Regions from separate parts of the Homo sapiens genome. Here region 2 is linked to region 1. A link is a loop called in an ENCODE intact Hi-C map of the cell type or tissue named here. Cell type or tissue: A673. All regions are shown on one strand. Links, peaks and the distances in the headings refer to the core of each region. The heading gives the core; the rest is flanking DNA.

What was found. Hi-C counts contacts between places; a loop is a spot of excess contacts. Peaks named below come from ENCODE experiments on the same cell type or tissue, not always from the same donor. Only the 100,000 strongest peaks of a DNase experiment are listed, where the experiment ranks them.
Region 2: it touches region 1 in a loop (2.0-fold over the local background); 1 of 110 quality-filtered maps calls a loop at or near these places.

The regions. Positions count from the first base shown.
Region 1 is chr2:4,649,534-4,657,836 of GRCh38, reverse strand. It overlaps LINC01249 (long intergenic non-protein coding RNA 1249), which reads left to right and starts at 1,615. Exons shown (of 5, transcript NR_034134.1): 1 at 1,615-1,671; 2 at 5,264-5,324; 3 at 6,308-6,524. In A673, for the core only: no CTCF peak of the experiment used is centred there; DNase peaks (open chromatin) are centred at 2,816 and 3,666; H3K27ac peaks cover 3,578 bases.
Region 2 is chr2:4,741,973-4,750,275 of GRCh38, reverse strand. No RefSeq gene overlaps it. Among named protein-coding and RNA genes, the nearest start is that of LINC01249, 90 kb to the right of the region's middle. In A673, for the core only: no CTCF peak of the experiment used is centred there; DNase peaks (open chromatin) are centred at 4,555 and 4,985; H3K4me3 peaks cover 846 bases; H3K27ac peaks cover 2,735 bases.

The DNA.
Region 1 (8,303 bases), core at 1,367-5,366:
GCTGCGTTTCCACACATGGACTACAGCATTTAGAAAATACCACTGTTAAAATACGAAAGCATGCACAAGCAGAAGGATGCCACCAGTAGATTCAAACCTTTTGGAAAAAAAATGAGCCTTTATTCAAAGTAATTAAGTAAGACTCAAATCAATGTAGAAATGTATTAGATTCATGGATTGAAGGACTCCTTGTAAAAACTTCAACTCTTCCCAAACCTTGTTTCAAGAATTCAGTTTTTCATGGAATTTGACAAGTACATTCTCAAATTATATAGAATTTCAAAAATTGCCAGTATATTGTTGAGAAAGGAGCAGATGGAGAGAATCATTCTTCCTGACATTATTAGTTAATATAAATCTACAATATTTAGGATGGTATAGGCTGGTACTGACTGATATAAATAGATCAGAACAGAAAGAAACAGAATAAATGGCCCTAAAATAATAAAAACCTGTATTTATGAAAAAACTAGTTTTATTGTACATAAGCCAGTACAAAACCGTCTTCAATAAATGGTGCTAGAGCAACTAATTCATATTTATTTTGTAAAGTAAAATATATACTTATTCTATGTACCTATCTCCCAAAAAAATTAAACCCACATGGATTACAGATTTGAATGCAAAGTCAAAAATTTAAAAAATGGTAGGAAAAAGTGGCAGAATATTTAGTTTCCCAAATAAAGGAGTTCATAAACAAGTCTGTGATGCCCAAACTAAAAGGAAAACAAATATTGTTAACTTGGTTTACATAAAATTAATAAATTATATTAAACAAAAGGCACCATGAAGACATTAACCACTGGGAGAAGATATTTGCAAAACATATAACCCAAAAGAGTTCATAATATATAAACATGTTACATAAAAAACTGATAAAACCAATTAAAAAGGACAAACGTGCACACGCGTGCACACACACACACACATTAGGAAAATGAGCAAAAAACATAAGCCATCATTGTACAGAAGGGAAAATAGAAATGTCCATAAAAACATGAAAATAAACGGGACCTTAGTCATCATAAACATGAAAATTAAAGCCACAGTGATTTAGCATTTCACATATGGTAATATAAAATGGTAAAATAATTTTGGACAGTAATTTAGCATTTCTTAAAAATGATGACATGCACACATGCTTTGACCAAGTACCTCTTCTCCCAGGCATGTGTCCTGGAACCTCCTGTTTAGGAGCACTAGATTAACATGAAGAGATTTGCGTCTGTTATGAGTTATTGCCACCCAGCTCTGAGACCGCCATTCTTGACCCTGCTTTGTGATATGGAGATGGGCCCTGTGAACAGTTCTCTAGCTGCTGTCTCAAAGTGAGGCTCTGTCTCTAGACAGAGCTAGGTGGGGCACTGTAAAACAGTCGCAGGGGAGAGGTGCTCCCTTTTTTTGGTGCTTTTGTGCTGCTTGTAGCATGGCAGCCAGCAAGTTGGTGTGCAAGAGGCTCAGTAGCATTAATCTCTGTGACTCTGATGGGCCAGCTGCATCCTGAGCCCCTGAAAACTTCTTGACTTCTTGGTGCACTGGACCAATGGACCGGCTCTACCCACGTCTTCCAGCAAGTCCCTTCTCCCAGCAGGTACTGCTCCTGCGCAGTAAAGCCTTCTCCAAAGAGGCGGGGGTCTCAGCCTGGTTCTTCCTTGTTCCTCGTCCTCTGAGGTAGTTGCTGCTTTCTGTGTTTGCTACTTTTGTACTCCTTAGCACGCTCTTTCATTCCTTATAGTAGTTAAGAGTAGGTCTTACTAGTTAACAATTCTTCACATGAAATGTTCACACTACTGGCAATGTTTCTCTCCTGGTTGATACAGTGTTTATAGCAACATGTTTTATAATAGAAACATATTGAAAAGAATAAAGTATTCCTCAACATTAGAATATATAATTAAACTGCGCTATACATATGTAAAATGACGTATATAGCAATGAAAATGTAAAAACCACAACCATATACATAAACATAAGTGAAACTAAAATGTATCATATTTGGAAAACAAAGGCATGAAAAACTGAAGAGGATTCATATACATAAATGTTTTAAATGAGCAAAATAAACCAACATATTGTCTAGAGAATTATGCATATATTTTACAACCGAAGCTAATATTAAGAGAATCCTAAGCAGAAAATTGATTATAATGGTTTAGCTGTTGGAGCAGAATGATGGATGTGATTGGTCGATACTACTAATATGATTCCGTTTCCTCAGCTGTGTAGAGCACATAGGACGCTTGTTTTAATATTGTGCTTTTGAAATGTGTGTGCGCGCAATATTTCATGTTTTTCTTTTAAATGTGTGTGAGCAGGGTGAGATTTTCTAAGCCTAAAATCAAGAGATGATATCATGTTATAGTAGCAGCAAAGGAGACATTTAGATTTCTAAATGAACACTCGAATGTATTGCTGCAACTGTGACTGATAAATTAATTGGTAAATAGATCAAAATTATAAATAACATACAATGAATGTAAAGATAAGATCAATAAAATACAATACAATGACAAAATGATATTCATAGATGACTAATAAGCAAGTTCATAGTATTTTGTAATAAGCATAAAAGATGTACCAATGCTAGGATTACATCAGTACTAACTGATGCAAAGTTACAGGTTTTCTTCTTTAGTTTTAATTGAGTGAGATGGTAGTGATGACGGCCCGCAAGCATTTGGGCTATAGCTGTTTCTACTGGATATGTATTACTGCATCTTCCTCTGACTCTCATTTGTTAATAATTAGCAGGAATTTTTAAAACCTCCTGATTTTAGCTTCAGTAAGTCTATTTGTTAAAGTCATGATTCTTGTGCAAGTACTTAGACATAAGAAGCTTACCAGCCCAAACAGGAAACCCCCACAAGCTGTGACCCATATGTCTCGATAAAGTAACAATGGTATATCCATATAAACGAATAGTGCAATTGCCTAAAATGTTGTCGATTAAAAAATACTTAATGGTGTGGAAAATAACTATAATACAATGTTAATACAGCAATGTATATAGCACTTTATGACACACATATTTGCTCATATATAATTAAAAATAAGATATTTGTCTAAATGTTACTTGTCTTGATTTTAGGTGAAAAGATTTGATGTGACATTTTTCTCTCTTTCTCGCTTGTTTGTGTCATTATCTCTAATGGTTTTTGTATTTTCTAAATCTCCTTACTTTTAGCTTTCACCATTTAGACAATTGTCGGGGGACAGGGAAGAAGGAAAGTATAAATAATGCCAGCATCAACATAATTATTTTTGTCAAAGCTTCCTTATATTAAACTACTGTAAAACTTGTATTTTGTTCATCATGAGTACATACAAATGTCCGGTTTCGTATAGAAAGATGAACAAGTGAGGGATCGGACAGACACACACATCTTTCACCTGGGCATGCAGAATGTTTGCCTGAATGGGAATTACTAAATTTAAAATAATTGCACTGAAGAATCAAGTAATTTTCCTTTTCCCATCTTACTTTCTTTTAAAACATTTAGACTCTCAATGATGGGTTCAATTTACACATACAGCCAAATAAAGACATTCTGGAGTGTAGGTTCTCTGGGCAGAAGTCAGAACCTGTTTCTGTGTTGCTCAGATTTCTGCAGTGTCTTCATGCCTGACCAGTCCTTCCTGTTTTTTAAGCATGCATGTTCAGCTTTGCAGGAAGTAGAGCAGCAGGGGCTCTGCAGTGATTGCTACATGGGTCTTTTTTCCAACTGAACTGTTTCACAGCTCCTTTACCTTAAAAATGAATGCTAATATGAGCCATGCTTCACAGGAGCCATGGAATTGGAGATCGGTGTTAGCTCCTGGTTTTCTGGCAGCCCAGATGATTTTCATCGCTGCAAGGAACCTCAAGGGTAGCACCTGTGCAGTGGTTCCAAATCTGACTAATGATCAGAGACCCTGAGGAGACAGGACCCCCGGCTAGAGAACTGGATGGGTGATTCCCATGCTCAGCCAGCTGTGAGAACCATTTGGGGAAGTTTCCGCCTCTTCTGTTGGGACAAACTTGGGAGTATCCAGAAATAGTGGCAGGGCTGGGGCAAGGTGGATTGCCAGTAGGTTGTGATTTTAAGTTTCTGGTGCAGAGGTGGCGTAGACACTGGTGGTGTGGCTGCAGCCAGGTAGAGCCCTGGCTTTTAGCTTTCAGCCACAGCAATGAGGCCATTGGGGTGGGAGTGGAGGCTGAGGAGAGAGCATTTGGGCTTCCAAGGCTGAACCTAGAGGCAACAAATCTGTACACCTAATGCCTTTTAACAGCCTTTGATAAATGCGTTTTCTGCTGGAGGTAGACAGAGAGGTTTTGTCACAGCGGGGAATAATGACTAATAAAGACACTGGTGAAATCCTTTGCATTTATAGTTATGGAGCCCAAGGAGTATTACTGTTGTGGGATTGTTTTTCCTCATTCCCAAAGAGCAAATTTTAAAAAATCCATCCAGAGAACAGGAATACAGAAACTTTTTTTTTCTCTCTCTTCCCTTGACCCCACCCCCAACACACATACACACACACACATACACACACACACACACACACCAGCATTACATTCAGGGTCCATTTAGACACTGGAGACAAACTCTGCTAAACCATATCACATAGAGAAATAATGTTTGTGCAGAGGAGTCAGCTTCTATTAGTGTGGTATTCTTTCTCAGGTCAAGTGGCTGGCCGTTTCCTATCCTATTTCAGTCAACATAAGGGCTCTTTAAATCTGTTTCAAGGCCAGCAAAGGGGATGAGTGAGAAAGACAGAGGCAGGACTCACGGGAGCTCTCTCTTCAGGATTTTAAGCTTCAGCTGTGTGAGGTTCATTCACGAGGGGCACAGCAGCCCTGAACTTCTGCACCCTGGCCCAGGTACGAATTACCCAAAGAGACTGCTCCTCAGACCAACCATAAAGCTAAAGATACATTCAGAAGATGAATGAAATTGGCCATAAAATTTCCAGACTCTTCAGTTGCAAAAAATCTGAGAGATGAGCAGCTCAGAATTTAGACTCTGGTTTCTACCTAACTGGCTGTGGGCGAACCACTTATCCCTATATTTTCTCTCTTGTTTCTTCTACATTTTTTTTCTTTTAGTTAGGAGACAGGTAAGATGTCAAGCTCCAACATTCCACAGTATTTTATATTTAGAATTATATATTCTAGCAGAAGATTTATTTTGTAAATTTCTATATTTAGAATTTGATCTTGGATTAGAAATCCCTTGGGTACTGATAGAAAATAAAATCCAATCCTTTCATTTTCCAGGTAGCAACTGCCTCATCTTTTCCATCTATGGAGTGTGGAATATGTGCCCTACTTCATTCAGGTGTGAAAATAAAATGAGATAACAAATATCTGATGGTTGGAAACAAGTAAGGTGTCAATGAATGTTGATTTTATTATAACCAAGAATAATTAAAATATTTTGAGCTGCTTCCTATAGCTAGTCATTTGCCTGCAATTTTTAGTGTGCTCATTAGTTCATAAAGCAATTTCTGGATGGAAGGGAGGGATGTGGTAATTGTGTTTAAGTACATAGGAGATTTTAACTTAAGAGAAAGTTTGTAAAGGAGCCACAGAAACAGGGTACTGTAGACAGAAGATAGCCAAGGAGATAGAGTGATGGAAAAGAACTAGGTAGGACCCTTCTTCAGGGAACATGTATATTGCTTCAGTCACTCCAGGACTAATGAGGAGCCAAAAACTCTCTAGAGCGAAGCCGAAGTAAATTACAGATATAAATTAGAATATGTTAAATAGTCTAGCAACAGCAAATGAAGGTTACCTGCTGGCATTAGGTCACATAACACTCCCTTATTTACTGCTGGTGCTAGTCCCCATTGGCATGGTAGAAGCCAGGACTTCTGCACCTGAACCTTTTCCTCCCCCTTAAAAAATGAGTCAGTCCAGTACATAAACCAATCGACTTAAAATTTACATAGTTACTAAAAAGATCTGAGAATGTTTAGACTTGTATTAGTTTTTAAGTGAAGTTGGTTTCTCATTTCTTAAAACAGTCCAGAGACTTGAGGCAATAAATGACTCTCAGCTTCTCCTATTCATGAGTCCATCTTGTCACACTTATCTCATGAGAAAAAAACTAGAAAGAGGCAGAAATGAGAAAAAATGACTTCCTCGGGCAATTCGAAGGCAGAAAAGTTGTTTGAGAATTATCCTCATTATCTTCCTGACCACCTCACATACCCTGTAGGTGGAAAGATTTAATTCTTCACTACTTCTTAGACTGATGGGACTGAAGTGTAATGTTTCTTGTTCAAAGTCATAGTTCACTGGATGTTTTTCAAACAGGAATGTTGGACAAACCAGCTATTTAGAGAGTGAAGGAGAGGAACTTCCGAGAGCAACCGGCCCCCAAGAGAAACCCAGGGACTCCTGCCCTTCGGCAGCTTTGTCCATGTGCTGCTCACACCAAAAAGCACTCGAGGGTGACCTGCACCAAAAATGCATTGCCGTAGTCTGGGCACAGTGGATCACGCCTGTAATCCCAGCTCTTTGGGAGGCCAAGGTAGGTGGATCATCTGAAGTCAGGAGTTCGAGACCAGCCTGGCCAACATGATGAAATCCTGTCTCTATTAAAAATACCAAAATTATCCCAGCGTGGTGGCAGACGCTTGTAATTCCAGCTACTTGGGAGGCTGAAGCATGAGAATCTCTTGAACCCAGGAGGCAGGGGTTGCAGTGAGTCAAGATTGTGCCACTACATTCCAGCCTGGGCAACACAGTGAGACTCTGTCTTAAAAAAAAAAAAAAAAAAAAAGCATTGCAGTTTGCAGTTTGGTGTGGTGTAAGGAACAATTTGCACGTCCTGTCCAAACTGCCTGTCTGCCTCTGCCTTCGGAGATGCTTCCTCCTGTTCTATATCCAGGTTATTATTCACTGCAAATTACATCTGTAAGATAAATAGAAGAGAAGCACACACCATTAAATAAATGTCTATTTTTATACAGTAATACACCAAAAGTAGTATGTATGTTTTCTGTATATTTTCTAATGAAGGATCTCAGGAAGGCTTGTGTGGGATTCTAATCCGAAAGGTAACTGACAAACAATGGCCATATGCCTGCACACAAACGTCTACTCATCAGTCACTCCTAGTTCCTGTAAGAGCATTCTCACATGTGTGTGAGCCCTATGGGATCAGTTCTTCTTGACCAACTTGCAGCAGCAGATTTCAATGAGCACATGTTTAGTTTTACTTTAATTTGCTCTTTCATTCATCACTCATTCATTCCTGCATTGACCCAAATAACCATAGATTCCTCTGTGCACTGAGTAATTTGCATGGTTCTGAGGATTTGATTATGAATTGAAGTTAGTCTCTACCTATTCAGAAGAGAGGAAAGTATACTAAATTCAGTAGAATATGATGTTTTCAGCAATAATAAATAAAACAAGTGTATCACAAGATATTCTGTGATTCCTATGAAGAATAACTTTCTTTGAATAGGAAAGAGGAAGCAGGGAACTCCTGGCCGAGGGAGTAGCTTGTGCAGAATCACAGAGAAAGGAGACCCACTGGGGAGCACATTCATGAGATGCATGAAGATTGAAGGACTTTATAAGATTTAGTATAAAATTCTTTTTCTCTGGGCTTTTACATTCTTTGTAGTATAACATGCTACTATACATTTCCTGAACATCTATTCATCATATTTAAAATGTGTTTACATAACTTACAGCATTAGTGTATTTGGGAGTAATAGTCTAGTACCTCTTTAGGTAAGTAGAATTTTGCAAAACTAAGATTATAATCAATGAATAACACTGACTGTCATTTTCTTTTCTAAGAATCAAACTGAACCATGTGCCCAAGTCGACCCCCAGAGTGGCTTAGCAAGGAAAACCTTATTTGAGTCCAGTTGAAGACTCCGTGGTTGGCTGCCCCAACATCCATTCCCAATCCCCTTGTTTCTGATACCCAAACAGAGCTCCTGCCAAGCTAAGTACACATTCCCGAGGCATCCACTGAGGGAGGTACTGGTGGTAATGATGGTGATAGGGCTACAAAACATTGGTTTGCTGACTAAATCAACAAAAATTAGGCAAATCACCTCCAACCTCTTTCCCCATTCCTCCTACTTCCTACTGTGAATATTAATTAACAACATGACATCAATATAGGCTGCCCTATCTTGCAACGGTGATGGAAAGGACAAGAGAGCTGCAAAGCCATCTGTTTTGAAATTCCAAAGCTGGTAGCTGCAGGCACATCCCCGGAATTCTCGCTTTGTGAGAAGTAGACACATTTGTTTATAAGTCACATTAATTTGGGTTTCTGTTCCTT
Region 2 (8,303 bases), core at 2,082-6,081, 92 kb before region 1:
TGGAATATTAAATATTTAAAAAGTAGGTCAGACTTAATAAATGCATTTTCAAGTAATCCAGCCTTTAAATTAAGCCACAGTGTAGGATAGATGGATTTGAAATGATGTGCCAGCAGCAACGCCAGTCCTTGCTGGTGCTCCTATTATGTCAAAATTCTATTTACACAGAAATAGCTTAATGCAAATTTACATCCAAAAAACGACAATAAGGATCTAGAAAATAAAACGCCTAATTCTCAGTTGAAACAAATGTTCAGGGAGGGTGGGGATTATGCCAAGACCTGGTGTCATGAAGTCTGGGAAACACAGTTACAGAGAAATGAGGTTGTAACAAACACACACACACAGACACACACGGCCACTGGAGATGTCAAAATTCACATCTTGCTTCCACCACAAAATGACAGGATTTTCCCCACTGTGTTGAGAATGATGTTTCCTAGTTGCTGCTAACAGGCTCTGGGAATGGGGTAGTTTTAATGAAATCCATTCTGGCTTCTGCAGTCCTTCAGTACACTGAGTAAGTGAATGCATCTCATAACCTTTTCTCTGTCACAGTTACTGGGGCAGTGTTGCTGGCACTGTTCTATGAAGATCATCTTCCTGGGGAAGTTGGGAGGCCCAGAACTGTCAGTCTCTGTCTCTATTTGAGGCAGAGACCAGAGGACTTCGCTTTGACTTGTCTCCTGAATAGAGCAGTAATGATCAAAGCACAAATCCACCCTCTATTAAAAATCTATCAATCAATGCCAGTGTTTTGCATTAGGACTGCTTTGCCGTGTGGACAGCCCAGATTGATACCCAACTATGTTCAATTGTTTTAACCTAGATTCATGCAAGTGCCCACAAAAAACCCCAGATTCATCCAATGAGAAACAGTTCTAGAAATCAACTAACGTAGGTGTGCTCAATCTTGAGTGCACATTAGAATGACCTGGGAAGCTTATTCTAATCATTGTTTAGAACTAAACACAGTGAGGCCCTAACCCGGAGCAGGAGAATCTGAATCTTTGCGGCTGGGAGCAAGGCATCCTTAAACTAGATTGAGAACACTTTAAATCGTAGCCCTGCCTGATATATGGACCCAGAATTGGATGCCCTTTGTAAGAGCTGGGAGCTGGTCTGCTCTCCAAGAGTTGTAACACCTTGTAACTTACCACTGCAACCATCTAATTCAATTTCGGAAAACTGTCCTTTTTTCTAAAGTAATTCTTTACATTAAAAGAATGTTTTCTAACATTCACCCTTTGAAATCCTAGAGAACACATTTTATCTTCTCTATATTTGAAGACCATTCTCATTACTATGGTCTCATGTTTCTTCCTGCAGCCATCTTAATTTTCTCTTTCTGGATCTAGACTACGTCTACACATGCACAAACAAATGCTTCCTAGTCATCAGTTTAAGTAAACATATAAAACAGGAAACATCCCCTTGAATATGAAGGTTAAATGTCATCATTGCCTTTGAAGCTACGTCTTAGAAGGGTAGTGGATACAAGAGAAAAGTCTTAGAAAAACCCTCAAAAGTACTAAAGTCAAACTTCCACAGAGGTGCTCCTGTGGAGCATTGCTTGAACTTAAATTTTCACATTGTGTGAGCTAGCCATTTGTATGTTGTGGCCCTGAACCAAAATAAATTTGTTTATCCTGCAAGTTAATTATCCTTGTCCCTCACAAACTCTTGTAAACTATTGATGCATTTGGAAAACACCAAGATTGGGAATGTATTAAAAGCTCTAATGTCCACAATGTTCAGACTTCTCTGCATCCACTGATCTTCTCCTCTGTATTGTAACATTTGACTTAAAAACATTATAGACATTTTTTAAATAGCTTCACCTTGGGGAAATTGTAATAAAATATACATTGAGGAAAACAGCTCTTAATTTTAATTCCAATACGTCTTTCTTTAACTGTGTAATGACAGGAACATTACATGATTTGAAGACAAAAATGAATTATGTTTAGTGTTTAATAACATACCGAGTGCTCAAATCAGCTTATGTAATCCTAAAAGCGTCTCTATAAATAGGCATTATTGTTGTTACCATTTTACAGATGTGAATATAAAGTTTTAGCAAGGACAAAAATTTAAGCAATCTAATAAATTGTGGATCAGTGGTTGGCTGTAATTATTTTGATTCCAAATAAATTAGTCTTTCCATATTTTTCCATATTTTCCCATAAGCTAAAAGAAAAAAAAAAAAAGGCCAGGCGTGGTGGCTCAGGCCTGTAATCCCAGCACTTTGGGAGGCCGAGGCGGGTGGATCACCTGGGGTCAGAGTTCGAGACCAGCCTGACCAACACGGTGAAACCCTGTGTCTACAAAAATTACAAAAATTAGCTGGGCATGGTGGAGGGCACCTGTAATCCCAGCTACTTGGGAGGCTGGGGCAGGAGAATCATTGCTTGGACCTGGGAAGCAGAGATTGCAGTGAACCAAGATCGTGCCATTTCAGCCCGGGTAACAAGAGCAAAACTCCATCTAAAAAAAAAGAAAAGAAAAACATTTCTATTTTTTTTTCTTTTTTTTTTTTGAGATGGAGTCTCGCTCTGTCACCTAGGTTGCAGTGCAGTGGCATGATCTTGGCTCACTGCAACCTCTGCCTCCCAAGTTCAAGTTATTCTCCTGCCTCAGGCTCCCGAGTAGCTGGGACTACAGGCATGCACCGCCACGCCTGGCTAATTTTTGTATGTTTTAGTGAAGACAGGGATTCACCATATTGGCCAGGCTGGCCTTGAACTCCTGACCTCGAGTGATCCACTCTCCTTGGCCTCCCAAAGTGCTGGGATTACAGGCATGAGCCACAGCACCCAGCCAAAGAAAAACATTTCTAATGGGAAAGGTATTATTCTCTCCTCCCCAATCTCAATTCCCTCTTACATATTCATCCTAAAAAATGAGAAAAATAGAGAACTAACTACTAAATCACCATGGTGGGAGTAAAAAAGAATATTTACATAAAATATGTCATAACTTCTTAGAAACTGGACCAACAATACCCCCTTAGTAGATTTTGCTTTCTATCAATACATACCCATCTAATTTCCTACACCAGATCACTGATATATACCACTGACTTATAGAAAAAGAGTAGAATTATTTTCATTAGTAAATCATGTATTTGTGCGTGTTCTTTGCTACCCAGAATCTCAAATTTGATTGCAGAGAAACAGATGCTCTGCAAGGTCATGGGAGTGAAGGTCTTCCATGAACAGCTTCTGGGAGGAGGCAGGCGGCTCCACCCCAGCCTTCCACACCTACCTCTCTGACCAACACTTAATTTCTCATACTTCAGATTAGACATTCCTCTGCCCTAACACCTTCAAACCATAATGAGCTTTTCAATATCTTTGATTAGATGCAAAGTCCCAGAACACCAGAGGCCTACCCTGCTCACCTGTGCCCACCTGTGTAGCCAGTATCCCAGCACTGTGACTTCCACGCTGTTGGGACCCTTAGCCTTCCAGGAAGTGAATAAATGAATTCAGACACAAACTGGGGCTTGTTATAGGGCAAGAGAACTAGTGTCTGGGTAAAAACTCCTTTTAATATTCCATTATTTGAAGGCAAGGTTCATATCTCGGTGAGTGGATGAACAGGGATTCAGTGAAGAAGTCACAGACCAAGCGACAAGCATGCTTTCTGAACTTGCAAGTGATTCTGGTAACTCCCAGCCAGAAATGAAACAGCCACATTCATAACGAGATAGCCACATTCACAAGGAGATAGTCACCTTCCTTCTTTCGTTCACTCATCCAATGGCTGTGGAACACTCTCACGTGCAGGCGTTCTTTCACTGGGAATACCATAGGGAATTCGAACATGACGTCCACCTCGTACACATCATATCTTAGTGTTTATGTTCCCACCCCAAACAAGCATTGACAGACTCCTTTCTAGAATGGAAATAAAGGTCATTGTTCTTCTCATAACTCCAAACACTATCAGGTAGCAGGACTTTGGGACAAGGGTGTTTGCCTACCTTAAATATGAAAACAAACAAGTCAACACAATATTTTGATTTTTGAGAAAAAATATATCTATTGAAAAAGATATTTTTCAAAACAGAGTAAATGAAAATTAAAAATAAAAATAAATTTTAAAAAGGGTGACATTCGAACCTAACATAATCGCTTATAGCACAACAAAGAATTCATGGCTTGCGTGAGTCCATGGTGAGAAGATGGCTGAGCTCCCTTGCCCCGAGGGGAGAGGGGAGAGGTCCTCAGAGGCACCCAGTTACTACCACAGTTTATTTCATCCCAGTGATATTGTCCTGAGAACATGCAGTGTGGAGAGGTGAGCACCAGGGGCCCCTGTGTGTGTATAGGTATGCAGGTGGGTGGGGTGACGGCAGCTGGCATGTTCCTGAAGTCACAGGCTGTCCTTGCCAGGACCATGAGCAGGAGCCCAGGACAGCAGCAGCTCTGACATTGCAGGCGCGGCAGGGTGAGGTGTCACGCGGAGCTCTGAGACCATGGCTGTCACTCAAGGAATCATTAGCACTGAAAGGAAGGCGGTGAAGCTTGTTGTGTTGTCATCACACTGCGAGAAGGTTGGCTGCCGACCAAATTAGCTTGCTTAGGGAGTGTGAATCAAAATGACATGTAATCTGAATGGTAATGAAAATTTTCTCTTGCTTCAGGCTTCAAGTTTCATCCAGAAAGCCGTCATCTGGAAGACATTATCTTCTCTCTCTCTTGCTCTCTCTCACTCTCTCTCTCATTTTGGCTTAAATTTTCAAGTTTACATACAATGTAAAAATAATTTTTAACCAACAGTGCTTGGACAACTGATGTTTAGTGAATTATATGGCTGAGTCAATGGTGGGAGACTTTCCCTGGGGAAGAAAAAGATTTCATGATAGCGATATAGTTGTTTCTTAGATTTGTCTATGAAATATGAAAGCTCTAATCCCAAGCGAAAATACTGAAACCAAAAAAGATCCAGTCACACACTGTTAGCAAGAATACACATTATAAAACAAAGTGAATAACATCAAATGGGATGAGCAGTTCCAGTTTTGAATGGGCTGCCATATGTAACCACTTACCACCCTATTTACTTACTACAAAGACCTGTTACATTGTGTAACGTCAAGCCTAGTTGTTTTGCTATAAAATGTTTTAAGATTTGTGTTTAAAAGGTTGTGAAATCAGTTAACCAGAGTTATGCAGATACAGAAAAAGGCATATAATATAATTCATGCACTCTGATCTGTTAGTGTTGATGAATGGTGATTATAAGTCAATATTGCTAAAATGTTAAAAATTTACAAAAACCCCTCCTTGATTGGTGATATTTCTGTTCCATTGGACATGGAGTTTATCAGAAAAGGGGCTTTGCGGAGCCAGATGTATTCACATCTCTTTCTCTCATTTATTATTTTGTGAATATAGTAAAGTTGAGATTGCAGGAAACTAATTCCAAAATGTACGTAAAGAAGAAACCATATGTGTGGTTTCTTCATCATTACTGAGATAACATAATTTCTGAGCTCTTTATAAAAAGCAACATGAAGATATAAAAAAGAAATAATGTTGGTTCTGTCTACATTTGTTCTACCAATATTTTGGAAACATAAATAATTATATTTTTTTAATAGATCACCTGTCTGAAAGAAAGAAAACCTGTGTCCAGTTCTAGTTTCATAATTATTATCTACTTTAGAAATTTTTTTAAAAATCATACCACAGCCCTTCACTTTAGTTAACATATTTGTACTATATAATAATTTTATATTTTTGTAATTGTAAAATATTTAATGGAAAAATACGATCTGTAAGCTAACATAAGAATAATAATAATAGCATATTATGGCTTTACCATGTGCCAAGGACCGTGCTAACTGCCTAATGAGCACTACTGCATTTACTTTTCACAAAATGCTGCAAAAATTATCTTTGTTTTAAGATTTTAAAAAATCCCTGAGGCTTAGAGAAGATAAATAACTTAGTCAAAAAGCACAAGATGCTAAGAAACATAGTTTTATTTGAATTCAGATCTTCCCAACTCCAAAATATATGTTATTAATACGTCTCATGTAGTGGTTTAGATTCCTGTCAATGTTTCCAAGGCAGTTGTTTTAAAATACATTGATTCATTTTAATTGTGGCAAATTTAGTATTTGAAAATAATAAAAATAAATTAACATGTAAATCAAATTAATATATGATCATGCTTTTCAAGTACCATTTGGTTCAAATCTTGATCTTAGCGTAATTTATGAAACTGATTTTTTCTATATGGCTCTGATGGCAATTCTAACACCACAACTCTAAAATGTTTTTAGCCATGGAAGCGTAGAAATAATTATTGGCCTTCTACTTTGTGCCAGGAACTGCACTGTGAGATTTTAATCCTCCCAACAGCCCTATGAAATAATTATTGAAGTTTAAAAGTAAAGAAAACTGAGACATAGTTGGAATAAATGAGACAGTGGTGAAATAAGCTGCCATATAAAGTCCTTTAGCATGGCTATTTTGTGATTGTTTCTTAGTAGGTTTTATTTTTAGAAAAGTTTAGATTTACAGAAAAACTGAGAGGGTAGTACAGAGAGTTCTCATGTAGTCAAACACAGAGTGTCTCCTTTATTAACATCTTGCATTATGGTACATTTCCTATAATTAATGAAATACTATTGTTAGATTGTTATTAACTAAAGTCCAGAGCCTATTTGGATCTCTTCAGTCTTCACCTAATGTCCTTTTTCTGTTCCAGGGTTCCATTAAGCATAATACAATGCATCTAGTCAGGATGTCTCCTTATGTTCCTTCTGGCTGTGATAGTTTCTCACGCTTTTTCTTGTTTTCATGTCCTTCACAGTTGTGAGAAATATAGGTCAGAGACAGCGTAGAATTTCTTTCCATTGGGATTTGTCTGCTATTTTACTCGTGGTTAGACTGGGGTTATGAGGCTTGGGTAGGAAGATTACAGAGAGTGTCATTTTCATCACATGAAGGACACATAATACCAGTATGATTCATGACTGTTGATGTTGACTTTGAACACTTGGCTAATGTAGTGCCTGTCAGGCTTTCTCATTGTAAAATTACTAATTCTCCTCTCCACTCTATTTTCCACATTGAACTTTGGAAGGAAGACTCCATGTGTCCTCTGCACTTGAAAAGTGAAGAGTTATGTTCTCCCTCGTGGACGACAGACTATATCAATTATTTGTAATTCTTCTCCATGGGAAACTCATCTCTTTTTCCCACTTATCTATTAAGTCCCACTGATATCAGTATGGATTATGATATTTATTTTGTACTTTGAGTTATAATTCAGTACTTCGCTTTTTGCGCAAATGGTTCTAGTTTTGTCTCATGGGAGCACTTTCAGGGGGTTCCCGTGCTCCTTTGACTGACTTACATCAAAGTGGTTGCTGCTGTTCTTTTTGAACACGCCATATTTCTGGAACTATTACATGCTTCAGGCTCATCTTACATATTTTTTTTCTCAGTCTTAGAATCAGGCATTTTTTCAAACGCCTCTTTTTTTGTTGTTGTTGTTATTGGAGAATGGTATTAGAAGCCAAGATCTGGGTACTAGGTGTGCTCATTGCTAATGAAGTGTTGTTTTGTTTAGTTTGTCAGGGTGGGCAAAGAAAGAAATATATATACTAACCTGTACATACACACACACACACACACACACACACACACACACACACACACATTTCCATAGATAAACATCTGTAACTATATTAATCTAAACACCAGTTATTACTGGTGTCTCCATCTTTAATCCATTATCACATGTATCTTTCTAGTCTCCTCCCTTTGTGTATCTATAAATTCCCACTCCAACAGTGAGAAATCTAGCTCTTACCATCTGCCATCCATTTACTGAATTGTTCAATAAGTGTACAGTAATAGCAGTATGGGAATTGTTATCCAGTACCCCTGTGGGAAACAATTCAATCAACTAGAATACAGTGCTGACGTGTCATTCCTTTTGCTATTACTGTTATAAACTCCACTCATTTCCAAAGTCATGTAGGCCAGCACCTTTCCCCAATACCTCCTTCACTGAGATTGTTTTATGTGTTTGTAATAGCATTAGATTCTCTTATCACAATCTGCATTTCTTCCTGGAATGTCTCAAACCTTTATTGTTATTCTAATTTGTATACAATAAGGTTCACTCTTTGTACCATATAAAGTTCTATATATTTTGACAAATGTATAATATTATGTATCCACAATTACACAATCATATAAAATAGTTCTCCCTCTTGAAAAATCCCTGATGTTCCACCTATTTATTATCCCTCTCTTCTTACCTTGAACATCTGA